Linked DNA regions of Homo sapiens: region 1 is linked to region 2. A link is a loop called in an ENCODE intact Hi-C map of the cell type or tissue named here. Cell type or tissue: mammary epithelial cell. All regions are shown on one strand. Each heading gives the region's core, and the rest is flanking DNA. Links, peaks and the distances in the headings are about the cores only. Region 1 overlaps NDUFA12 (NADH:ubiquinone oxidoreductase subunit A12). Region 2 holds the start of MIR5700 (microRNA 5700).

Region 1 (16,690 bases), core at 5,522-13,521, 420 kb after region 2:
TTTTTATTTGTAAGCAACAAAAAAAATCTGTGACCCTAGTTAGCTTAAAGAACTAAGAATATATTGGAATAGAGTCTAGGATAGTTTACAGTTTAAAATGAACCATTAAAGAACCAGACTCAGGAAATACGATATCTCTGATAACCTCCTTAGAGAGCGTCAATAAAAGCCACCCAGTTTTGATGACTTTCAGCCTTCGTGTCTCTCCATTCAAGTTCCAAATTCCCATGAGAAAATCTGGCTTGGCTTAGGTCTTCCCATATAATGAGCTATGGTAGTAAGGTACGGTCCCAAAGCACAAACAGGACCACAGAGGCTGTTTCCAGAAAAGGGAACTGTAAACCAGGCAGCTACCCCAATACAAGTCTACTTCAATCACCATGTTTGGAAGCATCTATTTTGCAGTTGGAAAACAACAAAGTGAAGGGCAAAAAGGCACGAAAGACATTGTTTAGTCACACAATTTTAATTGTGAATTATAGTGAATGGTAAACAGTAAAAGAGTAATTACATGAAAAGCTCCATATTTTGCATGTTTCAACTGTTCTTCATTGTCTTTACTTGTAAGGTGTTGAAGGTGGGATCCACTCCTGAATCTTCTTTCTAGTGGTAGAATAAGGTACATATTGTTCTGGGGTGCCAGTCACGTTGAATTTATGGTTCGTCCAAATGAATTTACGAGCAGTAAGTGGTTTTGTTGTTGGAGGATCATCAGTCATACTGTGAAGCCAACGATGCCTTAAAGAGGGGAAAAAACCCAAACAGTTATGAAGAGGCAGTACAGCATAGTGGAAGGACGGTTAAAAACGTAGCCCTGGAACTATTTTGTTGCTTGGGTTCAAGCCTCAACTCCATCAGTTACTAGCTGAATTCTTCTATGCCTTAGATTTTTTCCATCTGAACATCCCTACTCCTCAGGGATGGTATAAACATAAAAGGAGATAATAGACATAAAGCACATAGAAAAATTCTTGTGTGTGGCAGATACGCAACAAATGTTAGCTACCGTTCTCATTACTGTATTTTTTTTTCTTCGTTTTCTTTCTTTCTTTCTTTTGGAGACAGGGTCTCACTCTGTCACCCAGGCTGGAATGAAGTAGCACTATCATGGCTCATTGCAGCCTCGAACTCCTGGGCTCATGTGATACTCCTACCTCAGCCTCCTACATAGCTAACACTACAAGAGCATGCCACCACCATGCCTGGCTGACTTTCAGAAGATTTTTGTAGAGATAGGATCTCACTATGCTGCCCAGGCTGATCTCAAACTTCTGAGCTCAAGGGATCTTCCTGCTTCAGCCTCCCAAAGTGCTGGGATTATAGGCATGAGCCACCATGCCCGGCCCATTACTGTATCTTATCAAATCTGACACTATCCATTTTCAGACATGCCATGATTTTATCTACCTCTAAGAAAGAAAAGATGCTACCAAATAAATTATGGCCACTACTGATTATAATATGTATCCTAATTTTAGACGTGGAAATGCATTTTAGAACTGATAAAAATACAGTATTACTATTAGGTGCTAGAGGCCGATTCTGGATTTTCAGTATGCTCAGGTTACTCTGGCTCATGAAGGTTTAGTTTAAAACCCATGAGGCTCCTGCTGAGAAGAGCCTGATGCATTGTAAATTCAAGCATGTGAGTGTAAACACTAGAGAATATGCAACTTGTTATATTAAAAAATTAAATCAGGGCCAGGCACAGTGGCTCATGTCTATAATCCCAGCACTTTGGGAGGACGAGGTGGGAGGATCACTTGAGGCCAGAAGCTCAGGACCAGCCTGGGCAACATAGTGAGACCCTGTCTTGAGAAAAAAGTTAAATCGACCCCCAATTCACAAATATTTCAGTCATAAGTGCTTAACAATTTAAGAGGATATGTTCCAGAAATCAGACCTAAAAGCTGGATACCTGGAGTTGAAAGGGAAGAGACCACCGATGCTGCTGCTAATGACAGGGAAAGGAGGAATCAAAGTTTGTGGGACAGAGTGCAGGAAGCTAAGCTGAGGGGTTTACATGGGAAAGAAGGGAAGACAGAATTTGTCCCAGCCTCTAAGACCTGGAGCTCACAAGACAGAGATGACCTTATTGGGGGAAAAGAAAATGAGAAGACAGCCACAGAACTGCAGCCCGGGGGTGGGGGGAAAAGTGATTATCTAGCTGCAGAGAAAAGGACAAGAGGAGGATGTTTCAGTGGAATAACTAAAACTAAAGCTAATGAGAAAAAATTTTTGTTGCTATGTAAACCTAAGAATATTTGCTAGCAGTAATTGATAGATATAGCTAGGTAACTGACTAAAAACCAGTCTGAATAGAGATAAAATATGATTACAGTTGCTATGTTTATGTCTAAAGATAATTGTATCATGATCAGCTTATACAATGAAGAATGCAGAAGGCTGTACAAGCTAGGTCAGTGTCTGTCTTACATCCTCTAAAGGAAGCTGGGGATTAGTGAAAGTGACCTGGACCAATAAACTGTAACCATTCATATGAGCACACGAGCGCTGAAGCCCTTATGAGACGATAGTGGTGAGCCAGGCTCCACTAACCACTCAGAGGAGGGATTAGCTGTTAAAGTCAAGGCTGTCACTTATCAAGGGGCTTTATGTGAGCTTACGGCACAGCTGAAATATTTAACTTTTACCTCACTGAGTCAGCTTAACTAAAGAAAAATTTTATTCAAAAAATTGCTGTCAAGACTCCGGAAGGTTAAAATGATATTTAAGGAACCATAGTCCCAAGCTTATGCCTATTCAGTTACTTAAGTGAGGAAGTGAAGAGCTCATGGAGAAATGGAAAATGCTCCAAAAAAGGAAAAGATAATTTTTATCACAATACACAAAATCTGAAAATATTTATCCTAGCAAGCCTACATGCAAGAATCAGGGAATTAATAAATAATAAACTATACCCATTATGGCAGTTTATAAAGAATTATAAGAAATAAGGAAATGTTTATAGTCTGCTAGGCAAATATAACCCTTGTTATTTTATTATTAAATAAGGGGTAAAAAAAAATCATATCTTTCAGATTGCCACACCAGAGAGTTTTACTTGCAAAACAGACTCTTGGGTCTTTTTTTTTTTTTTTTTTTTTGAGACAGAGTCTTGCTCTGTGGCGCAGGCTGGAGTGCAGTGGTGATATCTTGGCTCACTGCAACCTCTGCCTCCTGGGCTCAAGTGATTCTCCTGCCTCAGCCTCCCGAGTAGCTGGGATTACAGGCGCATGCCATCATGCCGGGCTAATTTTTTTATTTTTAGTAGAGACGGGGTTTCACCATGTTGTCCAGGCTGGTCTCGAACTCCTGGCCTCCAGTGATTTGCCCGCCTCGGCCTCCCAAAGTGCTGAGATTAAGGCTACCGCTCTGGTCCACAAGGAGCAGTAAAAAAAACCTACAATGAGATATTATCTCATCCCAGTTAAAATGGCTTTTATACAAAAGACAGGCAATAATAAATGCTGGGAGGATACGGAGAAAAGGGAACCCTCAAACACGTTGGTGGGAATGTAAGTTAGTACAACCATTATAGAGAACAGTTAGGAAGTTCCTCAAAAAACTAAAAATTGAGCTACCATATGATTCAGCAATGATGCTGCTGGGTATAACCTAAATGAAAGGAAATCAGTATATCGAAGAGACTTTTGCACTCCGATGTTTGTTGCAGCATTGTTCACAACAGCCAAAATTTGGAAGCAACCTAAGTGTCTGTCAACAGATGAATGAGTAAAGAAAATGTGATACTTAAATACAATGGGGTACTATTCAGCCATAAAAAAGAACAACATCCTGTCATTAGTAACAACATGGATGGAACTGGAGATCATTACGTTAAGTGAAATAAGCCAGGTACAGAAAGACAAACATTGCATGTTCTCATTTATTTGTGATACTTAAAACTCAAAACAATTGCACTCATGGAGATAGAGAGTAGAAGAATGATTACCAGAGGCTGGGAAGGGTAGTGGGGTTGGTTTGGGGATTAGGGGGAGGTGGGGATGGTTAATGGGTATAAAAAAAAATAGTCAGAAAGAATGAATAAGACCTAGTATTTGACAGCACAACACAGTGACTATAGTCTATAATAACTTAATTGTACATTTTAAAACAACTAAAAGAGTATAATTGGATTGTTTGTAACACAAAGGACAAATGCTTGAAGGGATGGGTACCCCATTTTCCATGATGTGATGATCACATATTGCATGCCTGTGTCAAAACATCTCACCCCATAATATATACACCTACTATGTACCCAAAAAATTAAAATTGTTTTTAAAATTGAAAAGTGTATGTCCTAAAACACTATAAACAGGATTAAAGACTAAAAGAAACAGGGGAAAATATTTGTAATATACAGAAAAAAGGTTCATCTATCATTACAAATCAGAAAAAGTCAAATATCCAATAGAAAACTGGACAAAAAACATCAAGAGATGTCAACAAAGAAAAAATTATAGTGGCAAACAATGAAGTTTAATCAAGGCAATGCACATTAAGGTATAATTTTTTACTTGCTAAATTAGCAAAGATTTTAAAAAATAAAACCCAGAATCAGTGAACTTAAAGAGAAATCAGTACTCATATACTATTCAATATATTTATCCTGAGAATATAAATTGGTATAGCCCTTCTAGAGGGCAATTTGGCAGCAGGTATCAAAAACTTATAAAACATGTATACTCCTGGTGGATCCATTTCCATTTAAGGAAATGAGGATATGAATACTCATGTACAAGGATATTTATCAGAGCTTTATTTATAACAGTGAAAGAATGGAAAGAACAAAACCAAAAATAAAGGGAATAGCTCATGGCATATCCATATGATGGAAGACTAAGGCATTATTAACATTTATGCTATAGATAATATTTTGGCCAGGTATGGTGCCTCACACCTGTAATCCTAGCACTTCTGGAGGCCAAGGTGGGAGGATCGCTTGAGGCCATGAGTTCGAGACCAGCCTGGGCAACATGAGACCCCATGTCTACAAAAAATGCAAAAATTAGCCAGGCATGGTGGCAGGCACCTGTAGTCCTAGCTACTTGGGAGGCTGAGGCAGGGATCACATGAGCCCAGGAGTTCAAGGCTGCAGAAAGCCATGATCGTGCCTGGACAGCGGGGGATCCCATTTCTAAAAAAAGAGAAGAGAGAGAGAGACAGAGAATATTTTATGACTTGAGAAAATGTTCACCATATATGTTTTAAAAGCGGGTTATTTGCCTAATTTATTTAATACTTATAGATAGCATTTATAAGTCATGGGCACTAATCTATACACTTTACAAATATTAACCTATTTGATCCTTATAACAACTCGTGATAAATATTATTATCCAAATATAGTAAGTGAGAAAACCAGGCTGCCAAAAGTTAAAATAACTTGCAAACCCAGGCTACTTCTTCAAAAAGCTCAATTACATTAATAACAAAAACAAAAGAATATATATGCATAGAAATCGAGGAGATAAGAATAAACAGTTGTCCCTAGTGTCTATGGGGGATTGATTCCAGGACACCCTGTGGATGCCAAAATCCACAAATGATCATTTGTGGATATGCAAATGTAGCATTTGCATATAATTTATGCACAACCTCCTGTATACTTTAAATCATCTCCAGGTTACTTATAATGCCTAATATGATGTCTGCATATGACTTCATTCATGTGGATTCAACATAATACTCGGCACACAGCAAATCCAAGTTTTGCTTTTTGGAACTTTGTGAACTTTTTTCTGATATAATTTCCATCTAATGTTGGTTTAATCCATGGATGCAGAACCCACAGATACTGAAGGTCAAATGTGTATCAAAATATTAATAGCAGTGGTTTCTACAAGTGGTGGGATAACAGGCTATTCTTATTTCTTTTGTTATTTTTTGAATTTTCTATAATGAACATGCTGAGCAGTTCCTCATTCACCAAGAGTAATACATAGTTTATTTCCACATTCCACATATGGAATTTTCCAACAAGGCATCTTTGTAAAATGTTAGAATCAATATTAAATGAAGCAATGAATACTCAGTGAAATGTGTTAAATAAAAGCTGAGTTTTAAAAATCAAAACAATCTTGTCTTCTGCTTATAATGAACACATTTTAACAGAGAAAGGGTATAAAGAAAAGTAACATTCTGTAACATAAGAGAAACTACCCAATTAATGCAGTTTGTAGTTTCTTAGAACACAGTCTCCTAATATTCTGATTTTTCTGGAGCAGAAAATAAACATTAGGAAGGACTTACTTTGAAGAAAATATTATCTGCCATTGACAGCTAGCAATTTATTTAGAGAAATAATATTTTAGAAGACTGTAACAGGCTAGGCACAGTGGCTGTCACATATAATCCCAGTGCTTTGGGAGGCCAAGGTTGGAGGATCACTTGAGGCCAGGAGTTTGACACCTTCTCTCTCAAAAACAAAAACATTAGCTGGGTGTGGTGGCATGCACCTATACTCCCAGCTACTCAGGAAGCTGAGGCAGAAGGATAGCTTGAGCCCAGGATTTTGAGGTTGCAGTGAGTTATGATCACGGCACTACACTTGGCCTAGGTGACAGAGCAAGACCTTGTGTCAAAAAAAAAAAACACCCCTCCGCCCCTGCCCCAAAAACCCCACAAAACTGTAACAAATGATTCAGTGGGTCAAAGTACTAAAAAGGACAGGTTGAAATTGCAATGTAATTCAGAGGTAAATCTAGTTTCAAATTCATTAGAAAGCTATAAAGGAGTAGCAGAAGATGCCATTTTTGGATCAGCTAAAGTGAAGAAAACTGATTATCATACCCAAAAAATAATGTTTGTTTCAAGTAAAATGTATATGTACATCCATTCATTCAACAAAAATCTATTGCAGAAATACTATGTGGTAGGCACTGTTCCAACATGGTATTTGGGGAAACATACAATAAATTAAATAATATAAAAAAAATGTTAAGCAGAGGTAGTTAAGTGCCATCAAGGAAAAAACCAGAGCAGGGGAAGAGTATGGAGTATGAGAGGGAACAGGGCTCTTATAGACTAGACCACCTGAAGAGCCACCAGATGGGCACTTGAATAAAGTGAAGGTGTGTGAGCCATGCCAAATCTGGGGAAACAGCTAGTGCAGAGACTGAGTTGGGAGTATGTTCACTGTTCAAGGAAAAGCAAGAAGGCCAATGTGGCCAAGTCAGAGTCAACAGGGCTGTGACTAGGACAGTGCATGCAGACTGTGATCACATAACGCCTCGCAGAGCATGGAAGGAGTTGGGGTTTTTACTCTCACTGTGATGGGAAGCCACTGGGTCATTCTGAGCAGAGACTTGATGTGTCTGATTTACATTTAAAAATATGCACTCTCATCACTTAGCATGTTGGGAACGCTAGTGCACTGCAAGAATGTTATCAAACCAGTTGGGAGGTGACTGTAGATGTCCAGGCAAGAGATAATTGTGCCTTGGACTAGGGTAACAGTCATAGAGGCAGTGATGAGATGTGGGATATATGGAGAAACGAAAGCAGGATGAACTTGCTAACAGACTGGACATTAGAGAATTAGACTGGGGGATGACACTGAAGTTTTGGGCTTGAGTAAACAAGAGTCATTTAAGTGCTTAGGAACATTTTGCTTGATAGGTTAATCTGCCTATGCACTGGGGATTTGAAGAATTGAAAAAACTCAAATATCAAATATGTTCAATTTATAAATGTGACTAAACTGCTTAAAGAGATGTATTAACTAAATTTGCAAATGGGTATTACTGTTTAGGACAATGTAATCCTTTCCATTAGAGTTTACCGAACATTCATCAAAGAACAAGAGAAAATGATTGTTCCTTATTTTTATGCAAAAAGTAATTCAATTTACTAATCTTTTTATCCTATTTATAAATTGAACCTCAAGAATGAAAAACAATTAGGTTTTTAAATTTGCAACTATAATAAATAGTATATTAATTTTAAATCCAAATTGCCCAACAATCCTTTCTAAATACAAAAGCCCCACAGAAACTAAAACACTCGAACTGACACAGTATTTAGTGAGACAGGAAAAATGTCTGTGACATATTAAGTGAGGGGAGGGAGAAGCAAGTCAGAAAATGTTGTATACATTATATGAGAAATGTGTAGGTATATGTTATTTATAATAATAAGCTTTCTTCTAAAGAAGGTGTGACCAATAAACTACAATCAGTTTTTCACACTGTGGTCTTTAAAAAACATTCCTCTGTGGAGTCCCAGCTACATGGGAGGCTGAGGCAGGGGGGATGCTTGAGCCCAGGAGTTCAAGGCTGTAGTGTGCTATGATTGCACCTGTGAATAGCTCCTGTACTCCATCCTCGGCAACAGAGCAAGACCCCACCTCTAAAACAAACACCCCCAAAACATTCTTTCTCTACCCAAAAGCAGACCCTCAAATAGTTGTTGAATCAGTGAATAAAATATTAACAGTATTGCTTCTGGGCCAAAGAATTGTTTCTACCTCATATTAATAATTCTCCAGATTTCCAAATTTTCTATAGCAATTGTATATTCTTATAATCAGAAAAAATCTTTTAATGGTGATTATAAGGATTGTTTTAATAACATGAAAAATTGCTTATAATATTGATGGAAAAAAGCAAGTAAAATGGAGTATGGTTATGAACACAACTACACAGAAAGGATTAAAAAGGGACGGGGTGAGGTGGCTTACACCTGTAATCCCAGCACTTTGGAAGGCTGAGGCAGGCGGATCACATGAGGCCAGGAGTTTGAGACCAGCCTGGCTAACATGGAGAAACCCCACCCCTATAAAAAAAAAAATACAAAAATTAGCTGGGTGTGGTCATGGGACCTGTAATCCCAGCTACCCAGGTGGCAGAGGCACAAGAATTGCTTGAACCTGGGAGGTGGAGGATGCAGTGAGCTGAGATCATGCCACTGCACTCCAGCCTGGGTGACAAGAGCAAGACCCTGTCTCAAAAAAAAAAAAAAGGATTAATGGAACTATGTCCAATATTGACAGTGCATGTCTACTAGGGGCTATGTGGATCACTCTCCTTTGCTAGAATGTTCAAACTTTTCTGATCTCTCCTCATTTCTTTCAAGAACAGATTCTATGTAGATTCAATGAATTTCATATTGCCAAATCACACGGACATTTTTCTGTCATCATCTTCCTCAACCTCTTGGCAACAATCAATACAACGAGGCTTCCCTGGCTGAAATACTCCTCTTTCTTCCCTTTCCTCCTACCTTGCTAGCTACTTACCTTGTTCTTTGCTGGTTTGGCAGGTTTGACCATTGTCCTAAGCTCGATTTGTATATTCAGCTGTTTACTTGATATATATCTAATCATGTAGATTTCACAACAGGTATCACACACTTACTATGTCCAAAAAGAGGCTTCTGATTCTAATTCTCCACCCCTACCAACCCGCCCTTCTACAAGTCTTCTCATCTCAGTGAATGGTCCCAGCATTATGGTACCAACCACTCAGGCCCCAAACCTATGAATCATCCTTGATTCTTCTCTATCGCCTCCATGTAATGGCCCTCACCTGCCACCCTGTTTCTCTACAAAGGCTTCTAGAACACATCACGCCAAATGAAAAACAGCTGACCACCACGATGTTAAGCATCTTAAACAAATTGGCCTTTCAAGGGCAAAACCATTTATTAATTTTTCCCTGGGCACAGAAAAATTTTCAGGGACAAAATTATTTTCTGTTAAAAAAAAAAAGAAACCCTTTACCATACACTATTATTTTTTAAATGATGTATTTATGTATTACTTCAGTAAATTAATTTTAATAAGAAAAATCAATGTACGAGGAGAGACTGGTGTAACTATGCTGAGAGAGAAAGACATGTTACTAAGAAATGAACAGAAAGTGCCACCAAGTGGGAAAACGGTATACGTGCAATAGAGAAAAATCTAACCAAGCCATGTCTTGCTTTGTTTTTTTTTTTAACTTGGTTCAAAGGACTTCAAGGTTCCAATACTTCAAACCACAAAAAGCACATCTTTATTTCTTCTGATACAAGTGAAAACAATAATTTTATACAGCCGTGCATGAAATAGCCCAAACTTTCTACTTTTCTACACTAATTCTATATAAATGCTAACTACCATAACAATGAAAATGAAGACTTCTGTGTGTTACTGTGTAGACGGTGGCAATTAGATAACTTCAGAATAAAACTGAAGGCAATAAAATTGGCATTGAACAAAATAAAGACAAGAACAAGAGAAAAAAAAAGAAAGAAAAAGTAGTATAGAATAGTACTTGAGCTGGGCACGGTAGTTCACACCTGTAATGTCAACACTTTGGGAGGCCAAGGCAGGTGGATAGCTTGAGCCCAGGAGTTTGAGACCAGCCTGGGCAACATGGCAAAACACTGTCTCTACTAAATACATACATACATACATACATACAAACAGTAGCCGGGCATGGTGGCCCGTGCCTGTAGCCCCAGCTACTCCGGGTGCTGAGGCAGGAGGATGGCTTGAGCCCAGGAGGTCGAGGCTGCAGTAAGCCAAGATCGCACCACTGAACTCCAGCCTGGGTGATAGAGCGAGACACTGCCTCAAAATAAAATAAAATGTTATTTGTTATCTACTTAAATACTTTCAGGGTATTCTACTCAATCAAATTAAATATAAATTCCTGAAGAAGAAATTAATATCTTGTTGCTGATCCCATAAGAGAATAAAACATATAGGAAAATGAAGGTACTGTAAAAAAAGACACTAAATTAGAACACAGTATTAGTACTAGTATTCATTAAGTGCCTATAAACTACAAGAGAACAAAGACCATACATATTTCACTCACCACTGTGAATATATAAACCCATCAAGGCCTGACATATAGGGGGGTGCTCAATATATATTTGTTGAATGAATCAAGTTTGTAAGCAGACTGTGTTAGGTTCTAGGCAATCCGTTTCTTATTTTCAAGGCACGTGTAGCTCAACTGCCCATCCAAGAAGTTTGCACCACCATCTTTTGTTTTTGTACTGGTGGACTTAGCAGCCTTTACTGGTGGCTGGTAGATTCAAAGAAGTGAAGGCCTTTAGACCAGAGAGATAAAATGAGCTCATTTTTCCACAAGATTTCTAATGTTTCCCATAAGATTAGAGAACATTAAATGAAACAGAGAAGCTGACTAAAATTCTATCCAAAACGCTAATGTCTCTAAGGGAAATCTTTCCCTAGGTGAGATTATGCAGCTACTGAACAGACTCATAAGACTATCATAGGCCACACTTGGCATCTGAGAACTCAGGACAGAGGACAGGAATCACAGCTTGCCAGCTGGGCAGCATCAGATGTTCCTCTCCCTGGGAGTCTGTGCAGTTGTTCATGCAAGTGACAGCTCACCCAGCCGTCCAGAAGCTATTTTCTTTTTCTTTTCTTTTTTTTTTTTTTTTTTGAGACAGAGTCTCTCTGTTGCCCAGGCTGGAGTGCAGTGGTGTGATCTCGGCTCACTGCAAGCTCCGCTTCCCAGGTTCATGCCAGTCTCCTGCCTCAGCCTCCCAAGTAGCTGGGACTACAGGCGACCGCCACTAGGCCCGGCTAATTTTTTTTTGTAGTTTAAGTGGAGACGGGGTTTCACTGTGTTAGCCAAGATGGTCTCGATCACCTGACCTCATGATCTGCCTGCTTTGGCCTCCCAAGGTGCTGTGTGTGAGCCACCACGCCCGGCCCAGAAGCTATTTTCTTTAACTCCCTAGATGACACAGCTCAGGCTCAAGGGAGATGAGAGCATCATGAGACAGGTGCAGGAGCTGCCCTAACTTCAAAGCTTTACGCTCCACCAGAGCCAACGTCTCTAGTAACTCCAAAGGCATAGCTTCAGGATTCCCTTTCCCACAGGGTCATGCCAGTTCTAAGAGCAGCAGCACTCACCAGGCATTTCTAATTCCTCTCAATCCAGAGGCAATTTCCCAATCAGAGGTCGATTTTATATTGCAATACTGTTAAAACAATTTTATCTGGTTTCCAGGATAACAGAGCTAGGCATTTAACTGAAGGTCATATTCTCCTAACCCTTAATTTATAAAGTTAAGTTGAATACTACACTAGATAAAATCAAACCAAAATCCTATCTCCAGCATCAATCTCTAGCCTAACCAACAGGCTAGTTTTCAACTGTCTACTCACCTTCTCACGTGGTCGTCTATCAAGCTTCTCATACTTAACGTAGACTACCTCTTCTAAACCTGCTCCCCCTACTCCACTCTTCCCTATCTCAGTAACTGTACCTCTAGTAGTTCAGGCCAAAAATATTGAAGTCATCCTTGACTGGTTTTTCTCTCAAAAGCCAATCAATCAGCAACTCCTGCTGACCCCATCTTACTTGGCACCCTCTAAGAGGGCCTCCAACGATCACTGCCTCCTGGTATTCACACCCTTGTATAATACCCTCATTTTAAGTGTGGCTGGACTGATTGACTTGCTTCTAATAAATAGACAACTGAAGTATGGGATATCACTTCCTAGATGAGGTTTAAAAAGACTGTTCCTTCCACCTTGGTCTGGGGAAGCCAGACGCCATGTCAAGAGGTGGCCTGTGCAGAGGTCTACTGAATGAGCTGGGAAGCAAATCTTCTGAGGTCTGTCTACAGCCACATGAGTAAGTGTGGCAGTGGGTCCTTCCCAAGTCAAACCTTGAGAGCACAGCAGCCTCAGAGAAGATCTCAGCTGTAACCTTGTGAGACCCTGAGCCTGGGGCACCCAGCTAAGCTACACTCAAATTGCTGTGAGATAACATTTACTGTCTTAAGCTAAGTTTAGGATAACTTGTTCCACAGTATAGACAACTAATACGATCCCAAATCTCACAACCTGCATCACTAGCACCCTAGTCCAACCCCATCAACAGCCTAGGCCATGACTTACAACAGCTTCTTAAGTGAGTAGCCTGCTTCCACACTTGCCTTGCCTCCTTCCTTTATTCTTCACAGCAACCACAGAGATGCTTTAAAAATGTAAATCAGAGTGCAAAAGTCATTAAGTGGGCCCGAGGAATGTAGCACTTGGTATGTGAGGGAGGGTGTTGCGGTAGCCCAGCAAGATGTGTCAGAGCCTTTGTGGGGAGAAGAGCCTGTCCACACAAGGAGAAGGGAGGGTGGCAAGCTGGTTTGGGGTGCTGGAGGCAAAATAGGGTAAGGAGGAAGTCCAGTGGGGGAGGGGGGATGAGAGGGCAGCAATGGGAACTTAGTTACACACAGTGGAATTGATCAAATAACTATATTAAGAAGAAACCAGCTATAAATGTGGAAAGGGAGAAAACTGGAGTGTAAACTGTAGTGCTGGACTGCCGTCAGTGGTACTGGTGGGGACACACAATCATTACCCATGTTTCCTAGCTTGTCCACTGAGAAGGCCTGGAAGCACTGACATTCCAATAATGATGAGCACATCTGACATTCATATCTTAGTTTCTAATACCACTCTCCACTAAAAAACAAGCAAACGGCCGGGTGTGGTGGCTCATGCCTGTAATCCCAGCACTTTGGGAGGCCAAGGTGGGTGAATCACCTGAGGTTGGGAGTTCAAGACCAGCTGACGCAGGAGAATCGCTTGAACCCAGAGGCGGAGGTTGCGGTTGAGCTGAGATTGCGCCATTGCACTCCAGCCTGGGCAGTAAGAGTGAAACTCCGTCTCCAAAGAAACAAAAAAGCAACAAAAAAAAGCAAACAAACACAGGGCTCCTCAGAGAAATGGCTGTCTCCAAGGCTGGAACAGAGAAACTCTAAGATGAACCTGGAACACCTCATGTCAGAAAGTAAGAAGGTGCTCCAAGAATGATGAAGACTTTTCAAAATGACCCCCTCTAATGCTAATAGCCAAAAAAAAAAAACAACAAAAAACCCATATATATATAATATATATATATGGAATTAAAAAAACTCACCATCCTGGCCAACATGGTGAAACCCCATCTCTATTAAAAATACAAAAATTAGCTGGGCGTGGCAGCGCACGCCTGTAATCCCAGCTACTCGGGCGGCTGAGGCAGGAGAATTGCTTGAACCTGGGAAGCAGAGGTTGCAGTGAGTCAAGATCGCACCACTGCACTCCAGCCTGGCAACAGAGCGAGACTCTATCTCAAAAATTAAAATTAACATAACATAACATAAAATAAGATAAAATAAAATAAAATAAAAGCAAAGTGGCTGGGCATGATGGCTCATGCCTGTAATCCCAGCATTTTGATAGGCCAAGGTGGGAGGATTATTTGAGGCCAGGAGTTACAGACCTGCCTGGGTAACATAGGGAGACTGTGTTTTTATAAAAAAAATTTTTAAATTAGTCGGGCATGGTGGCACATGGCTGCAGTTCCAGCTACTTAGGAGGCTGAGGTGGAAGGATTGCTTGAGCCCAGGAGGTCAGGGCTGCAGTAAGCCATGGTCACACCACTGTACTTTTGCCTGGGCAACATAGCGAGACCCTATCTTTAAAAAAAGTGGTTGGTAGGCCGGGCGCAGTGGCTCACGCCTGTAATCCCAGCACGTTGGGAGGCCGAGGTGGGTGGATCACGAGGTCAGGAGATCAACACAATCCTGGCTAACATGGTGAAACCTCGTCTCTACTAAAAAAATACAAAAAATTTAGCTGGGCATGGTGGTCAGCGCCTGTAGTCCCAGCTACTCAGGAGGCTGAGGCAGGAGAATGACGTGAACCTGGGAGGTGGAGCTTGCAGTGAGCTGAGATCACGCCACTGCACTCCAGCCTGGGAGACAGAACAAGACTCCATCTCAAAAAAAAAAAAAAAAAAAAAGCGGTTGGCAGGGACAAAGTACCCAGACATTTCTCAGAAGACATACAAATGGTCAACAGCTATATGAAAAAAATGCTCATTGTCACTAATCATCAGGGAAACCAGATCAGACTGTGCAACATAGCAAGAGCTCACTTCTACTAAAAATAAAAATAGGCCAGGCACAGTGGCTCACACCTGTAATCCCAGCACTCTGGGAGGCCGAGGTGGACAGATCACCTGAGGTCAGGAATTTGAGACCAGCCTGGCCAATATGGTGAAACCCCGTCTCTACTAAAAATACAAAAGTTAGCTGGGCATGGTGGTGTGCACCTGTAATCCTAGCTACTCAGGAGGCTGAGGCAGGAGAATCGCTTGAACCCGGGAGGCAGAGGTTGCGGTGAGCTGGGATCACGTCACTGCATCCCAGTCTGGGCGACAAGAGCATAACTCTGTCTCTAAATAAATAAATAAATAAATAAATAAATAAGCTAGTCTCAGCTACTCAGGAGGCTGAGTTGGGAAGATCGCTTGAGCACAGCATATTGAAGCTGTAGTGGGCTATTAATGTGCCACTGAACTCCAGCCTGGGAGACAGAACAAGACCCTGTCTTCAAAAGAAAAAAAAAGAAAAACAAGCAGAGTAGAATGGTGGTTACCACGGGCAGGAGGAGTGGAGAGTATAAGAAAGAGGAGATGTTGATAAAAGAGTACAAAATTTCAGTTAGGAGGACTAAGCTTTAGTGCTCTACTGCACAGAATGGTGACTGTAATAAATAATAATTCACTGTATATTTGGAAATTGCTAAAATAATTTTAAGTGTTTTTACCACAAAAAAATGATAAGTATGTGAGGTAATTGATTTACTAATTGGCTTGATTTAATCATTCCACAATGTAAACATGTATCAAAACATCATATTGTACCCCACAAATATATACAATTATTATTTGTCAATTAAAAATAAAATTTTAGCCTGGGCAACACTGTGAGACCCCTATCTCCTAAAAAAAAACCAGCAGGTTGTGGTGATGCACCCCTGTAGTCCCAGCTACTTGGGAGGCTGAGGCAGGAGGATGGCTTAAGCCCAGGAGGTTGAGGCTGGAGTGAGCTGTGAAAGCACCAGTGCACTCAGCCTGGGCGACAGAGTGAGACCCTATCTCAAATAAAATATTTTTAAAAACTGAGAACCCCTCCCCTCTAAAAACCTCCAAAGAACTCCAAATGCAGCTTGAATGGGTTCCAACTAGTCAAATTGAGCCCAATTTGAACAATAAAAGAACCATTTAAAGCAATGGATTATAACCCATTGATTAAAATAGGAGTTGATACAGATACAAATAATGAATTAAAGCTTTGATGAGTAAGGGGATACTTACATAACCTCAAAGTGTCTCCCCACAAAATGCTAATTAATTTCAAAGGGAAAATTAGTAACTTTAGAATGGAGAAAACCGGCAGACCCCTTAATCACGTGATAGAGGTTTTCATTAATAATAGGACAAAAACAAATCAGCTGCTACTTAATAGAGTGCAACAAGAAAAACATGGCTTCAGTGACAGGAATGTCACAGAAGCATAGCCTGAACCTAGTCATGAGGAAACATTCAACAAACTCACTGAGGGACCTTCAACAATATAACTGTCAAGTAATTTTCAAAAGCGTCAAGGTCATGAAAATCACAGAAAAGTTGAGGAACCAATCAAGTGTGAAGGAGACTAAAGAACTTGAGATCCATATGAAATGTGTGATTGGATCTCTCTATAAAGGACACTGTTGGGACAACTGACGAAACCTGAGTGGCTGAAGTTCAGAACACGCTGCTCCAAAATATGCAGCTCTGGCATATGGACTATGCTGAGTTAAAGGCACTTGAACAACAGCAGGCACGGCTGGGTGTGGTGGCTCATGCCTGTAATCTCAGCACTTTGGGAGGCCAAGGTA
Region 2 (16,690 bases), core at 7,214-15,213:
ATCCTTGTCAATATTTTTGGTGGTATCGTCAACTGTGCCATCATTGCCAATGGGATCACCAAAGCCTGCCAGGAGCTAGAACTCAAGGTGCCCCTTGTGGTTTGGCTTGAAGGAACCAACGTCCAAGAGGCCCAGGAAATACTCAACAGCAGACTCCCCATTACTTCAGCCGTTGACCTGGAGGATGCAGCCAAGAAGGCTGTGGCCAGTGTGGCCAAGAAGTGATGTCTTTGTCCTGATCCGATGGAGAAACAAAGCCATTTTTCCATAAAAAGGGATGGTTCATCATTGTGAAAGAAATGGTTATCTCGTTGGGGAGGAAAAGGGGGGGTGAAGGCAAGAATCACTGAAAAATCTTAAATCTGTGTTTTCTGGAATAAGCTATCTAGACAGCCTAAATCTGATTTTAGTCTTTATAAAAATAATATCTCGTATTCTCATACTTTTCTGTCACTGTAAGCCTGCCCAGTAGGCAGTGTTTTGCAGACTTTGGGGAGCGGTCTATGTGACCAAATATTGTGTGTATAGACAGAATTTGAAATCGGGTCCTGCTTCATTTACAAGAATTTTGGTGGGCATCTAATCCTACATAATGAAAAAGAAGAACAGACCATTTAAAAACTCAGACAAGATTATATTTAATATATTAATTACTAAAAAGGCACAAGATTACACTGAACATTAGCTACTAAAAAGGCACTGCCAAGACATTCAAACAAATAGCTATTACACACTGCAGCAGATTTTACAGGTTTCTAATTCCAACATATGTTTGAAAAATCCATGAGTGTTCCAAAATATACTTAATAATGGAAGGTCTGCATTAATATACCATCCATGTGTTTTTACCATTTGGTTTAATATTGAATATACTGTTTACCTCACACTAAAAATAAAACCAGAAACCTTATTTGTGACTTTGGAGTGGAAGCTTCCATTTTTGGGTCAAAAATGAATCCTGATTCTTATGGAAATCTCTGTTATTAAGTCATTTCAAGATGAGACAACACTGAAGATCAAATTGTGTTGGGTATCAGTATCTTCTCTCCTCGTTTATCTCTTACACCTCATCCTCCCAGGATCTACCAGTTGATGGTAGAAAGATGGGAACCTTATCTGAATGTTTTTTTTTTCCATGATGTCCAATTTTGTTGTGGGAAAGGATTTGGATAAAGTTTTTGTTTAAATTTTGGTAGATTTTTATCTATACAAGTTTAAATAAAATTATGTTTTGTAAGTTGTAAAAGAAAAAAAAAAGGCTGTTAGAACTGTCCTGGGAAGAACTGGACCAGAACTAGTGCAGCTGCGGTTGAGATGGAGAGATGATGATTTTGAGATGTATTTAGAAGGTAGAATTGACATGGGTTGATGGTGGTAATGACAAGGAAGATGGTTCTGAGGTTTCTAGCTTGGGTGGTGGTGGTGCCTTTTAATGGAAATAAAGAGTACAGAAAGAGCAGACTTGGTGTAAGGGAAAAAACAATGACCTTGGTGTTTTCGTTTGAGGTTCTCTAGGAACATCCTGAACCAATATTATATAAGAAATTTAAAATATAGATCCACTGCTTATAAAAGAGGTAGATGCTACTAGCTATGTAACTGTAGTAGTATTTGCCACACAGGCGGCAGCTGGGTCCACAGAGGGTGTGTAGGAAGGACGGGGAGCCACAGAACCCTGAAGAGTGGTGGAGAGGTACACGGAGACCTGGAGAGAAAACACCCTAAGGGATTAAGCTTCAAAGAACAGGAAGAGGTCTCCAGTGTTGACCAATCTAGAAACCAAGTAAGGCCAGGCTGTGAAATGCATGCACTGGTTTTGGCAATTAGGTGGTCGATGACCTCATTGGATGCAATTCTTGGGAGGGAGGTACTGATTCTAGTTTACAGTGGTTTGAGGAAACTTAGGCAGTAAGGAAGTGGAGACGTTCAGGAAATGTGCTGGAGGGATGGACATGTGACCAAGTTCTGGCTCAAGAGTCATAAAGTTGGTCTTTCGGGGGCACTTCTAGAAGAGATTTTCCTCTCTGTAAAAGGGAAGGAGAGCCTGTCTAGCATGTTTTTCTGTGTGAGGATGTGATGCCTGGATCCAGGGCAGCCATCTTGTGGCCAGGAGGGGAGACATTACTGATAGACGGAGGCCAGTAGAGCAAGAGCAAGAGGACGGCTGAGCATGGTCCTTGGCCTTCACTGAGCTAATAAATCAACCCTGCAGCCACCTGCCTCCCAACTTCTTTTTAGGTGAGAAAAATAAACCCTCGGCCGGGTGCGGTGGCTCATGCCTATAATCCCAGCACTGTGGGAGGCCGAGGTGGGTGGATTACCTGAGGTCAGGAGTTCGAGACCAGCCTGGCCAACATGGTGAAACCCCGTCTCTACTGAAAATACAAAAATTAGCCGGGTGTGGTGGTGGGCACCTGTAATCCCAGCTACTCGGGAGCCTGAGGCAGGAGAATTGCTTGAACCCGGGAGGTGGAGGTTGCAGTGATCTGAGATCGTGCCACTGCACTCCAGCCTGGGCGACAAGAGTGAAACTCCGTCTCAAAAAATAAAAATAAAAATAAACCTCTGTTGCTTCAGCCACTTTAGCTCTGCTTGTAACTGGAATGTCAAGGACACAGCTCATTAGGTGTGATGAAAATGAACTCTACTGTTGCTCCCATTGGCCCTGGAAACTCTTCAGTGGGGTGATATTCCCCTACTGGATGAAAACTCTGGCAGGTCCATGACTTTTGTCCTCACCCTCAGGTAACAGATAACCCAAAGTCACTTTCCCTAGCCAACAGATTTGCAGTTGTGGAATCAGAATAGTACAAGATGAATAAAAGCCTGAATCTGATTTTGCATCGTGTCTCCGTTCCATCACCAGGCCTGTCTCAGGCCCACAGCCTGAAGTGTAAAGAGGCCATGGCTGGTGTTTCTTTCTTTTTCTGCCTCATGCTTCTTCTCCTTCCACCCAACGCTCACCCCTACGAGGCTGCTAGGGTGTGCTTGATCCCTTAGGGCCAGGGCGTGGGAAAGACAACCGGTAGAGTCTTTCCTAAGTGGGTACTGCTAAAAGCCAGCTGGGGTCTCTGTTGTGACCCAACTGATTTTTTTCTCACGGATACTTCTGCAGGCTCTTAGGAGATTGCTACTCCGGGATTCCCTGCAGGTCTCTTGAGGGGATGCATCTGTCCTGGGGTCTCCTCCCTCAGCCTCACAGGGGTGCTGTGCCCACTTCCCACTTTCTTCTGAGGGGATCCCCTGCCCTCATTGGACTAGCAGCATTTCTCTCCTGAGTGCTGCATGCCAGAGCCGGAGAAGCACTCAGCATCACAGTGGCTGCCTCCAGCATAGGCCTCCTGTCTGGCAGCCACAGGTCTCGATAGCTCTCTCACTTGTCAGTCAAGAAGTAGGTCTCAATGCTCTGTCTGAGACCTGCCTTAAGTTGAGGGCAGTAAAACCTCCATCCTGGGCACCTCAGAAGAAATCTGAAGAAAAAAAACAGTTGAAGAATCTTCTCTTTCCCCTCTCTCAATCCTGAAAAGGGTGAGGAGTTCAGGAACACAGGGAGAGGCCCTCAAACCTGCGCTTTGGAAATTCTACCTATAGTGACTTGGCTTTGAAATGTTATCTTCTGTGTTTTAGCATCTTGGGCAAAACTGGTTTAATCACCCACCTCTGGAATGCTTTTTTTTTTTTTTTTTTTTTTTTTTTTTTTTGAGACAGAGTCTCATTCTGTCCCCCAGGTTGGAGCACAGTGGCACGATCTCAACACATTGCAACCTCTGCCTCCCGGGTTCTAGCAATTTTTGTGCCTCAACCTCCCAAGTATCTGGAATTATAGGCATGAGCCACCATGCCTGGCTAATTTTTTTTTTTTTTTTTTTTTTTGGTAGAGACGGTGTTTCAACATGTTGGCCAGCCCGGTCTTGAACTCCTGACCTCAGATGATTCACCAGCCTCAGCCTCCGAAAGTGCTGGGATTACAGGCGTGAGCCAGCGCACCCGGCCTTGGAATGCTTATTATTGAGAAAAATAAACCTCTATTGTTTTAGCCAGTTTTGGCTCAACATTCTATTACTAGCCACCAAAAGCAGCTGAACTGCTTCACTGTGCTGGGTTGGCTTCATGACTCCCCTGGCACAATAAAGACAAAGCCCATCATTTATGATAGTAAAAAACTGCAGATACCCAACAACAGGAGATGAAACCAATGAAACACATACATGATGGAAAATTGTGCAGGCACTTCAAGTGACAACTTATAGGAAAAAGTTCATATTTTGCTAGATTATATACATGCAGAGCAAAAAGACTAAGAGGAAATATGTAAGAAAGGTAAAATTCAATTTGGTTGAGAAATGGAGTAAACATATATTATATATGCATAGAAAATAGCTGGAAGAATACACAATACACAGATATCAACAGTTGCATCTGGGGAGGGGTCTTGGGGATCTGGGTGGGAAGGAAGGTTACTTCTGAATTTTTCAACCATGTGCACATATTCTTTTTTTTTTTTTTTTTTTTTTTTTTTTTTTTTTGAGATGGAGTCTCACTCTGTCGCCCAGGCTGGAGTGCAATGGTGCAATCTCAGCTCACTGCAAACTCCGCCTCCTGGGTTAAAGCAATTCTCAAGCCTCAGCCTCCCCGAGCAGCTGGGATTACAGGTGCGGGCCACCATGCCTGGCCAATTTTTATATTTTTAGCAGAGACAAGGTTTCGCCACGTTGGCCAGGCTGTTCTCAAACTCCTGACCTCGTGATTCGCCTGCCTCGGCCTCACAAAGTGCCGGGATTCCAGGCGTGAGCCACCGTGCCCGGCATGTGCATATATTCTTTTCTCAACTGAGGAAAGTAGTAGTTTCGTGGGTAGGGTTGGGTGGTGAAGGTTGTTTTTGTTTAAGTTCAACGTTTTTGGAGGGAAAGGGATAATAATGGTTTTCTCTAGGTGGAAGAATTAATGCGGATTTTTATCTTTCTCTGTCTCTTCTATATTTCCCCAAATGTCTCCAAGTCATTTTGTATTACTAAAATAATCAGGAAAAAACCCACAATAAAATGCTCTTCCTTTCCTTGTTCCCTTTCCTTCCAGAATAATTCAGTTTTAAAGCCATTAGCAGTTAGTTGAACAGAGTAAGGCAGGGACCCATGGTGGGAGGGGCTGGTAGCCTAGAGCAGGGTGGCCGAGCTCAGGCATGGGGAGGAGGACACAGGGGAGGGGGTACCCGGCAGAGTCATCAATCCAGAAGGGTGGAAGAGGGCTTCCTTGAATGGGCAGCCTGGAGCATGTGTCAAAGCCAGAGAGGGTGGCAGGGAGGTACATGCACTGGGGCCACCAGCAAGGTTGTCTTAGATCCAAGTAGGGCGAGGCAGTCAGCACTGTTAGTACCCAACCATCACCCACATGGTGGAGATGTGGGCAGCAGAGATGGGAAATTTGTTATACAGAGGGAGTGGAGAAAATGAGTAAATATGTTAGAGACAATGGAAGTCCGTGCTTTCACTGTAGGAGAAAGAAGTTACAAATATGGAAAGGAGAGCTTGAATAAACCCAGAGGTGTTGATTGGTATTGGAGGTATTAGTGCGCACTCATGATTTTCAATATAGACATAGATGCAGAAATCAGCAGAGATTTAAATTTTTATATAAATGCATATAAGTATATAAATAAATACAGACATTGTCTTAGTCAGCTCAGGTTACTATCACAAAATACACTAGATTGGGTGGCTTACACAACAGACATGTATTGCCCATAGTTCTGGAGACTGGGAAGTCCGAGATCAAGATGCTGGCTAGGGCCCTCTTCCTGGCTTGCTCCCTACCTTCACACTGTGTCCTTACATCATGGGACAGAAAGAGAGAATGAGAAAGAGAGACTGCTGCTCTTTTTTTTTTTTTTTTTTTGAGACGAAGTCTTGCTCTGTTGCCCAGGCTGGAGTGCAGTGGTGCAATCTTGGCTCACAGCAATTTCTGCCTCCCAGGTTCAAGCGATTCTCCTGTCTCAGCCTCCCGAGTAGCTGGGATTATAGGCATGTGCCATCATGCCCAGCTAATTTTTTGTATTTTTAGTAGAGACGCGGTTTCACCATTTGGCCAGGCTGGTCTTGAACTCCTGACCTCAAGTGATCCACTTGCCTTGGTCTCCCAGAGTGTTGGGATTACAGGTGTGAGCCACCTCGCCCAGCCATGCCCTCTCTTCTTATAAGGCCACTAATGCCATCATGAAGACCCCACCCTAATAACCTAATTTAACCTTGATTACCTTCCACAAGCCCCATTTCTAAATACTATCACAATTGGGACTAGGGCTTCAACATATGAATTTTGGGGGACTCAAAGATTCAGTCCATAACAGATGTCTATGTATGTACCTGTATCATTACATACTATACACACATACATATATCCATATACAAAATGTATTCCCTACCCTGTCTACTATGACGACCTGGGAGTGGTGATGCCCTAATAGCAGAGCAAACCTAGAATCCAGATCTTGGCTTTAAAATGCAGTTTTCCACCAAATGCAACCCAGGCTCCTTACAAGAACGGTCAGTTCTAGGTCTAGGGCAAGGAAAGTACAACATGAGCCTGGAGCACGTGCTTGCTCAAAGAATAATGAGGACATGGCAAAAGGACACAAAACATTGCTTAAATGAGTTCCCACAGCTGTACAGGGTTCAACTTGTTATTAAAATGAATAATAATCATGGATTACAACCCTTTGAATAAAATAGGAAACAGTGATTCCATACTAATATTAGCAAATAGATGAATAAATTGAAAGTTTGGTGAGAAATGGGAGGTACAACATACTTCTCCACTAAATCCTCATTAATTACTCATGGGGACAAAACATCTTTACAGTGAAGGGGCCTAGAAGACACCTTAATTATCAAAGCAAAATCATCAATAATGGGACAAATGGAAACTGAGCTCTATGTGACAGGATGCAATGAGAACAGTATCATTTCTGTGATGTTCTGGCCAAAGATGGATAACTTGAGTTTAATCACAAAGAAACACCAGATTGTGGGACATTATACAAAATGACTGGCCTATAATCTTCAAAAGTGCCATGATCATGAAAGTCAAGGAAAGATGGGAGGAATTCTTTCATTCAGGAGACAAAAGAGATAACTAAAGGTAACCTGTAATTCTGAACTAGGTCATTTTGCTGCAAAGGCAATTATTGGGACAATTGGTGAAACTTGAGTGGGGTCTAAGGACTGGATGTCAGTAAGACATCTATTTACCTTCCTGATTCTGACAGCTGTATTATGGTTTTGAAGGAGAGCGTCTTTATCTGTAGGAATTACACGTTAGAGTAACTGCATGTGACCGGATATCAGGTTGGCAACTGATGGTTACTCTCAGGTGGTTCAGGAAAAATATAATTCTTTGTACAGAACATCCAACTTTTCACTAAGTTTATGATCAGTTCAAAATTTTTAAAAATTTAAACAAATAAATTGATTTACATATAGAACTGAACATCTCTAAATATATAGTAAACGTTATTACATATTATATTTTTATTTATGCATTAATAATGTATAAATATAAAGTACTAAAACCTGGGAGCAGATCTCAACTTCCTTATGCCCAATGGGAATCTTCAAGCCCCTGAAGTTCCAAAGAGGTTCCAAAGAGAGCGAGCCAGGCCTTGGGAGGCTGCATAACTATAACTGAAGGCTGGGTCCCTCTCTATACCTTCTGACCATCCTATTCTGAGAAGATGGCTTTCAAACATCCTAGAAAACTCAAAATCAGAAATTCTAAATTTCTAATATTCTGTCCCTGGGCTCTCTATTCTGTTCCATTGGTCTATCTGTCTGTTGTTACGGAAGGATCATGCTGTTTTGTTTACCACAGTTTTATATATATTTTGAAATCAGGTAATGTGATACCTCCAGCTTTCTTCTTTCTGTTCAAGATTGCTTTGACTATTTGTGGTCTTTTGGGATCCCATATATATTTCATAAGTGTTTTTTTATTTATGTGAAGAATGTCATAGATATTTTGATTGGTATTTCATTGAATCTGTAGATTGCTTTGAGTAGTATGGACATTTTAACAATAATAATTATTCCAATCCATGAACATGGGATATCTTTCCACTTATTTGTGTCTTGTTCAATCTCATTCATCAGTGGTTTCTAGTTTTCAGTGTACAGATCTTTCACCTCCTTAAGTTTATTCCCAAGTATTTTAATTTTTGGTAGCTATTGTAAATGGAATTTTCTTAATTTCTGTTTCAGATAATTTGCTGTTAGTGTACAGAAACACTGCTAATTGTATAGTGTTCTCATAAATCACTGAAATCCCAGAAATTCTGCTAATTCAGGATCCCAAAGGCATGCCACAGATTGTTTCATGTCCCTGGAAGTGACTTGATGGTTTGGCATCAGACAGAGGAGGGTTTGATTTCCAATTCTACCATTTCTGTACCATTTCTCACCCTTTCAGCACCATTGCCTCTTGTTCCTTCATGTGTCAAGTAAGAAGATGACAGTAGCTTCTTCTTAGGGCTGCAGTGTAGATGAAGTGAGATAATATGTAAAGCCCCTTAGCCCTCTGCCTGGAAAATGACATATTCCATGAAGAGGAACTTGTTCCCTTTATCATTTAGAAGTTCTTTGTAAGTCATATTTCCCTGTTTTGACTCCAGAAATGTGGTCATAATTTCAATAAAAGTGGAAAGTACCTAAAGTCAGCCTGGGCTGGGCTCTGAGGTGTGCTCTTTTTTTAGCCAGGGTGGACTTCAGACTCCAGCAAATTTTATGAGATTAGCTTTATAGCCCAGAGTTCCTCCTAGTGTGGGGTGAGGAGAGAATGGGAAGGGCATGGTGAGGTAAAGGTCAGTATCAGGGAAACTGAAGTCAAAGAAAGCTGTTCAGAAGTGGCAGCATTCTAGTTAGATATCTTTATCCCTTTGCATCGGGGGGGTTTTTGGAAGGTTGTAGTAAACCCAACCATAATCAACACTATTTATTGAACACCAGCTGTCTAGGTACGGCAGATAAGAAAAAGACACACTCCCAGTCCACCAAGTGCTCACAATCTAGGGGCAAAGGAAAATAGCCCCAGTAGATATCTTTTTTTTTTTTTTTTCTTTTTGAGATGGAGTCTCACAGTGTTGTCCAGGCTGGAGTGCAGTGGCACCATCCCAGCTCACTGCAACCTCTGTCTCCCAGGTTCAAGCGATTCTCCTGCCTCAGCCTCAAGAGTAGCTTGGATTATAGGTGCCTGCCACCACACCTGGCTAATTTTTTTTTTAAATAGAGATGGGGTTTCACCATGTTGGCCAGGTTGATCTCAAACTCCTGACCTCAAGTGATCCACTCGCCTTGGCCTCCCAAAGTGCTAGGATTACAGGTGTGAGCCACTGTGCCCAGCCAGATATTTCATTCTCACAGTACCTGGGCTGCTTTGCTCATTGCATTGATTAAACACCACCTACATATGTGCCTGACACTTGGCAAGGTCCTGTGGGAGGACGAGATGAGTGAAAGAGCAAGGGCATGCTCTGGTCACAAGGAACTCACTGTTTACTTCAGGAGCAGACATAAAAGAAACACTTCTCAATAACTAGGAAAAAGGTATTTAGACAGCATTTCTTTACAGAATACAGAGTCAGGAGGAGAAGAACATGAGGGCTTTGCAGAGCTGACATCTGAAAGGGTCTTGAAGGAGAAGAAATGTGATTGCAGGCAGAGGAGGTGTTTGTGTGTCACCTAAGGGCATGAAATAGCAAGGTGGGCTCAGGGCTTGAGGCGTAGAGCATGCAATGGGGGTGGGGGGTGGGAGATGAGGCTGGGGCATTGCATGGACTTCAGTACACTGGGAACCTAGTGGGCTTCACTCAGAAATTCAGACACGACCCTCTGGGCAAGAGAAGCCACTGAAAATTTTAAGAAGTGGAATAAGATGATCTGATTTGCATTTTAGATCACACAGGTAGTTTACATGGTGGATGCATTGGGTATGGGCAAAACTGAAGACCCGGGACCACATAGGAGACTGTTACAACTCTCCTGGGGGGAAATAATGGTGCCCTGAACCAAGGTAGGAAAGAGTAAGGTGGACAAGTTTTGGGTGTCTTTAGAAGGTAGAGTTTGACACGATTAGATGGCACTGGTTAGAAAGAGGGGGAATGGCTTTAAGATTTCTAGCTTGGGTGGGTGAATAAATGGATGGTGTTGGTGCCTTTATGGAATGAGGTAGTGTAGATAGAGCAGATTTGAAGTAAGGGCAAAAAAATGAGGTTGGTTTTATATTTTGAGGTGCTCTAAGGATGTCTATGTAGAGATGAAGGGGAAATAGAAATATGGTCTGTGGCTCAGAAAAGAGGCAGGTACTCACTACATAGAGGCAGTGGAATTAGTCTTAGAGATGATGGCTGAATCACGGGGAGTCTGTGCAAAGGGGGTGAGATGGAGATAATGCAGCCAAAGAAGACTAGAGGGTGGTCAAGAGGTGGCAAGAGAACCAGAGAGCGGCATCAAGGAAATACCCAACAGGCTGGGCGCAGTGACTCACGCCTGTAATCCCAGCACTTTGGGAGGCTGAGGTGGACAGATCACTTGAGGTCAGGAGTTCAAGACCAGCCTGGCCAACATGGCAAAACCCCATCTCTACTAAAAATACAGAAATTAGCGGGGCGTGGTGGCGCGCCTATAATCCCAGCCACTTGGGAGGCTGAGGCAGGAGAATTGTTTGAACCAGGGAGGCAGAGGCTGCAGTGAGCCCCACTGTACTCCAGCCTGGGTGACAGAGTTAGACTCCATCAAAAAAAAAAAAAAAAAGAGAGAGAAAGAAAGAGAGAAAGAGGGAGGGAGAGAGAGAGACAGAGAGAGAGAGAGACAGAGAGAAAGAAAGAAAGAGAGAGAAAGAAAGAAAGAAAGAAAGAAAGAAAGAAAGAAAGAAAGAAAGAAAGAAAGAAAGAAGAGAGAGAGAAAGAAAAAGAGAGAGAGAAAGAAAGGGAGAAAAGAAAGAAGATATCCAAGGGAAGCAAAATGTTTCAGATGGGAGGGAGCACCGCAAAGGGAAATGACTAGAAGTTTAGTAAAAACACAGGCTGTGAAGCATGCACCAGAAGTGCAAATGGGTCCTCGGTGACCCCATTGAGAGAAGTTTTAGGGGAGTGCTGGGGGCTGACACTAGTTTTTAGTGGATTAAGAAATCCTGGGAGAGAGGAGTAGAGACTATTCTTTTAAGAAACGTGATAGTGACAGGGAAGAGAAGGAATAGTGAGCTGAGGAAATGCAGGATCATAAAAGTGGGTTTAGGACAGCAGCAGCTGGACATCTGTGTATGCTGAAATGAACCCACTGGAAAACAGGTGCTGATGAAGGAGGTGCCGGCTCTCAGAAGAGGCAGGAGGCCCAGGTGGGAGTCTGTCTTGGACAGAGGCCTGGAGTGGTATGAAGGAGGGGTGAGCCGAGGGGAGAGCTGAGGCCTGATGAAGTGGGGACCCTAGCCCTCTGCAGAAGGGAAGCTATTCGGCAAGGGGGTGCCAGGGAAGGCAGCGGCTTCCTCAGCACTTGCTGCGGGAAGAAACACTGAAGTCCCAGGCTTCCAGGTAATGCTGTTTTCATCAGCAGAGCCCCGCTGGCCTGAGCTGGAATTCTGACTGAGCAGGTGACATGGGCAAGGGCCGGGGGTGAGGCACAGAGTCTGCTGCGGAAGCATCTGCGGGGTGCAGTAGCCAGTAGAGGCGGCCCCGTGTATGCCTCGGGGCTGGGCGTCCCGCAGAGGGGGTTACTCACTGCTGACTCAGCCCCAGGTGCTCATTTGCATGTTACTCATTTCAAGCCAAAAACACTGGAGCAGGAGTACAGGAGCATCTCATCCCCTTTCCAAACAGAACCACCCCAGGTCTTCCCAGCGCTCCTGCTGCTGTGCCGAGTCTCTCTGACCCAGAAATATTTCTACTTTGGAAGAGTCTACTAAGCTGTGCTGTATAGCTATCTGTGAAATTGAGCTGAAAAATTCAAAGAAACACTCAGAAAATTCATTTTCTCTGTAAGGATATCAAGGTAAGTTTAACATGCCAAGAGCCTGGGCCTTCCCCCTTCCAAATATTATCTTATTTTCACCTGACTTCTCCCCCACCAGAATGTAACCTCCAAGAGGATAGTAACATTGTTTTGTACTCTGTGCCCAGAACAGTGCACGGCATGTAGCAGGTGCTCAATAAATGGATTAAATTCTGTAATCCCAGCACTTTGGGAGGCCGAGGTGGGCAGATCACTTGAGGCCAGGAGTTTGAGACCAGCCTGGCCAACGTGGTGCAACCTCGTCTTTATTAAAAATACAAAAAATTAGCCGGGCATGGTGGTGCCTGCCTGTGGTCCCAGCTACTCAGGAGGCTGAGGCAGGAGAATAGCTTGAACCTGGGAGGCGGAGGTTGCATGAGCAGAGATTGTGCCACTGCACTCCAGCCTGGGCAACAGAGCGAGACTCTGTCTCACATAAATAAACTAATTAATTAATGCATTAAATTATTGAAGGCCCTTGGGCACCCCAGGCCTTCAATAATTTAATGCATTTATTGAGCATCTACGATCTCATCTAACCCCTATAATCCTAGGCAGTTAACAGTTTAGGAAGGGGAGATTCTCAGAGGTGAAACACCACCCCTCCCATCCCCTCATCCTCATTTAATCAAATTGCCAGTAAGGGGAAAGCCCCCGAGTTTCGAGCTGGGCTTCCCACATGTCATGGAGTTCAGAAATGCCTCTATCAGTTTATCAGGTGCTCACTCCTGTGAAACTGATTCATGCTAACGGATTCACTCTGACAAGAATATCCCCGAGAAGAGAAAGCGAATGTAGTGATTTACATTCAAGCATATACAGCTGCCAAGGAGCTGAAACGTTCTGCCCTGTCGGACAGCTCAGTCTGTCCCCAGTAGAAAGAGTTCACTGAGGCTGCCAAGCAGTCGCCAGCTTGGCTTGGAGCCTGCACAGAGTCGATAGCCTCAGGGAGGCCATGAACAAGCTCTGTGAACCAGAAACCCAGAAGACCGAGTGCAGCTGGCCAGGCAGGATCCCCGCCTGCTCTAGGGACACAGCTGCCACTCTCCAGCTCACCCAGAGAGCCAGCCACCGGCCCCCTGCAACCCTCTACCTTCTCTTTTGAGAATGATTGCTTATTGACTGAATGGGTCACCTCCATTCCCTCTCATTCATGGTTTCCATGGACTTTCCTTTTTCTTTTCTTTTTTTTTTTTTTTTTTTGAGACAGAGTCTCACTCTGTTGCCCAGGCTGGAGTGTAGTGGCGTGATCTTGGCTCACTGCAACCTCTTCCTCCCGGGTTCAAGCGATTCCCCCGCCTCAGCCTCTGGAGTAGCTGGGAATACAGGTGCGCGCCACCATGCCCAGTAATTTTTTGTTGTTGTTGTATATTTATTAGAGATGGAGTTTCATCATGTTGGCCAGGCTGGTCTCGAACTCCTGACCTCAAGTGATCCACCCGCCTCGGCCTCCCAAAGTGTTGGGATTACAGGCGTGAGCCACTGTGCCCGGCCTCCATGGATTTTCTTAGTCAATTGTTTGTTGTTGACAAGGCATAGCAGGAAGTCACCTTGCAATTCTGACCATGTTTGGGGACAGCCACCTTTCTGAATCCAAGCATGTCTTTGGGTCTCTGCTTGCTTAAGCCACTGTGTGTGGGGATGTATAAACTTCTACCTGTGGCCTAAGTTTTGGGGTCTTACAGTTCACTGTTCCCGGGAGCTACAAGACCTGGGCATCAAAACACAGAATAAATATGATGAAGGAAGAGAATTCAAAACCACTTTGGGAGGAAACCCCTGGTAGAAGGCTAGGCTAGCACTGTTGCTTGTGACATTGACAGTCCAAGAATCAGAGAAGGATCCAGGCCTCCAAGAGCTTCTTTGGCAAATGGGGTCCCTTACTGCTAGTACAGACCAGAAAGTACATGACTTTATTTTATTTCTACTACTCAGTGGCTTATTTTAAAGCACAACGGGAAAAAAAAAAAAAAGGAAAAGAGAAAAAAAGAAATCCAATTCTCAATGCCTAAGCCAGAGCGGAGTAACCACCAACAAAACAGCTGTTAACATGGCTGACGCATGTTCCTGTTAACTGCTTTAGTCAAGTTAAAGGCCTGGCAAGGGAGAGATTCTGGCTGGCTTAGCAAGGAGAGAGATTTCTGAGGTAGCCACCACAGATGGTAGCAGATGTCACGCAGCCTCAGAGCAGAAGCCACCAGAGACTTCACTGTCTTGGAGCTGAGCAAAAAAGCTGAGAAACACTCAGCCACGTCAACAGCCAATTACACACCTCAAGAATCTCAGGAAGCCAGGGAGTGTGTAAAAGTTTCTATAATTAATTGCTTTCCATTCTCTTTATCCACAAATCTGTCAGCTCATGGCTCTTCAAAAATCAAGGATGCTAGCTTCAGGTATCTCTGCCCTCACCTTGTATGGCCAGCAGCATGAAGATGGAAATGCACAATTTGTAACCACATTATTGATTGCTATAGTCCTAGGATTAAAAGTGATCCCTGACTGACAAGAAGCCAGTTGTTCAATTCCTTCTATTATAGTGTAGGGTAGCGGTCACCCGTAAAGGCTAGAGTCACACAAGCTTGGGGATCCCCCAGTACCTGCTGCCTGATGCTGCTCACTATTTTCCCTCTCTGAACCTCAGTTTCTTCATCTACGAAGCAGAAATAATAGTGCCTGTCTTGTTGGGTGTTGGAATGATTATATTTGATAGTGCAAGTAAAGCACCTGGCACAGTACATTGTACACAGTAAATGTCAAAGAATGCCAGGTATCATCCCAAATCTATGAATGCCCAGAAAGGTGCTGTTTGGTATTGCCATGTTCCTTACATGACCCACAAATTTCTACATCTCATAATCATACCTATTTAGAAAATAACTCTGTATGTGGGGCTGCAGATATTCATAGATTTAATTGCAAATTTTAAAAGGCTATTATTGTTATTAAGACTTTAAGTTACTTTGTCAAATGGTGACTATGGACCTCCTCAAATGTACAAGATAACTTCTTTTTTTTTTAATTCTTTTTTTTTTTTTTTTTTTTTTGAGATGGCAGGGGGGTTCTCACTATGTTGCCTAGGCTGGTCTTGAACTCCTGGGCTCAAGCAATCCTCCCACCTTGGCCTCCCAAAGTGCTGGGATTACAGGCATGAGCCACAGCACCCGGCCCAAAATAATTTCTTACATTAGAAATCCGGTGGGGCATGGCTGCTCATGCCTGTAATCCCAAAACTTTGGGAGGCCAAGGTGGGAGAATCACTTGAGCCCAGGAGTTCAAGACCAGCCTGCACAACAAAGTGAGATCCTGTCTATACAAAAAATAAAATAATTAGCTGGGTATGGTAGCACTCGCCTGTAGTCCCAGCTATTTGGGAGGCTGAGGCGGGAGGATCACTTGAGCCTGGGAGATGAAGGCTGCAATGAGCTATAATGGCACCACTGCACTCCAACCTGGGTAACAAAATGAGACCCTGTCTCAAAAAAGAAAAAATCCATACATTACTCAAAACTGGTAAATACTGCTTTATTCTATAGCACTATGCTTAATGAAGCTTGAAACCAACTAACATAACTTTTCCCCATTTCTTTTTTTTTTTTTTTTTTTTTTTCAGGGAAACACAGAATTGGTAAGGTGTTTTCCCTAATGCAACATTTAGGAATATGCTGGGCTGGACACATATTTCATTCAATCACTTCCATTGTCTGTATTCATCCTCAGACATCAAATGACAAAAGTGTGCAAAATAACAGTTGTTCCCCATAAGATTTCCAAATATTCAGCTATGCTCCATTTTCCAGGGCACAGAATGGGCTACTGTAGTTAAGAATTTTTCTATCATCTGAGAGTTCTAGTTAGTCTGTCTGTACAGGGTGAGTGACCAAAGTAGAAAACTGGTCAGGACATGAAGTGAAGAGGGCTAAAAAGGCAAGATGAGAAAAACAGAGTCGTGAATTCTTCACCAGCCAAGACCTCACGAAAGGCTCGTGTGTCTGGGCTTCCATCCCACCCGCTGATAGAGGCAGTCCCCTCTCAGCCGCGGCGCTGCTTCTGTGGTTTCAGTTACCCGCAGCCCACCAAGATCCAAATATAGCAAATGAAAAATTCCAGAAATAGGCCGGGCGCAGTGGCTCATGCCTGTAATCCCAGCACTTTGGGAGGCCAAGTCGGGTGGATCACCTGAGGTCAGGAGTTCAAGAGCAGCCTGGACAACATGGTGAAACCCCGTCTCTACTAAAAATACAAAAACTAGCCAGACGGAGAGGTGCATGCCAGTAATCCCAGCTACTTGGGAGGCTGAGGCAGGGGAACCGCTTGAACCCGGGACGCGGAGTTTGTAGTGAGCTGAAATCGCACCACTGCACTCCAGCCTGGGTGACAGAGTTGTCTCAAAAAAAAAAGAAAAGAAAAGAAAGGAAAAATTCCAGAAATAAACAATTGGTAAGTTTTCAACTGTGCGCCATTCTGATCTGGCAGTATCCTGTACTGTCGCAACTGGGACCTGAATCCTCCCTTTGTCCAGTGTATTTATACTGTAGACCAAGCTTGTCCAACCCACAGCCCATGGGATGCATGCGGCCCAGGACGGCTCTGAATGCAGCCCAATGCAAATTTGTAAACTTTCTTAACACATTATGAGGTTTTTTGTGATTTTGTTTTAGCTT

Evidence for each region. A loop is a pair of places that touch in the nucleus more often than their neighbours do. Peaks named below come from ENCODE experiments on the same cell type or tissue, not always from the same donor. Only the 100,000 strongest peaks of a DNase experiment are listed, where the experiment ranks them.
Region 1: a loop joins it to region 2, with 4 times the contacts of the local background. A loop is called at or near these places in 2 of 110 quality-filtered maps.

What each region holds. Positions count from the first base shown.
Region 1 is chr12:94,970,883-94,987,572 of GRCh38, forward strand. It overlaps NDUFA12 (NADH:ubiquinone oxidoreductase subunit A12), which reads right to left. Exons shown (of 4, transcript NM_018838.5): 4 at 451-738. The coding sequence ends at 558. Among named protein-coding and RNA genes, the nearest start is that of NDUFA12, 24 kb to the right of the region's middle. In mammary epithelial cell, for the core only: a CTCF peak has its summit at 9,864 (motif pointing left); DNase peaks (open chromatin) are centred at 13,059 and 13,439; H3K27ac peaks cover 1,234 bases.
Region 2 is chr12:94,549,312-94,566,001 of GRCh38, forward strand. It overlaps MIR5700 (microRNA 5700), which reads left to right and starts at 12,478; the gene lies at 12,478-12,548. It also overlaps the pseudogene SUCLG2P2. RefSeq lists enhancers at 11,480-12,106, 11,906-12,015, 14,056-14,125. In mammary epithelial cell, for the core only: no CTCF peak of the experiment used is centred there; DNase peaks (open chromatin) are centred at 11,730 and 12,820; H3K4me3 peaks cover 657 bases; H3K27ac peaks cover 3,186 bases.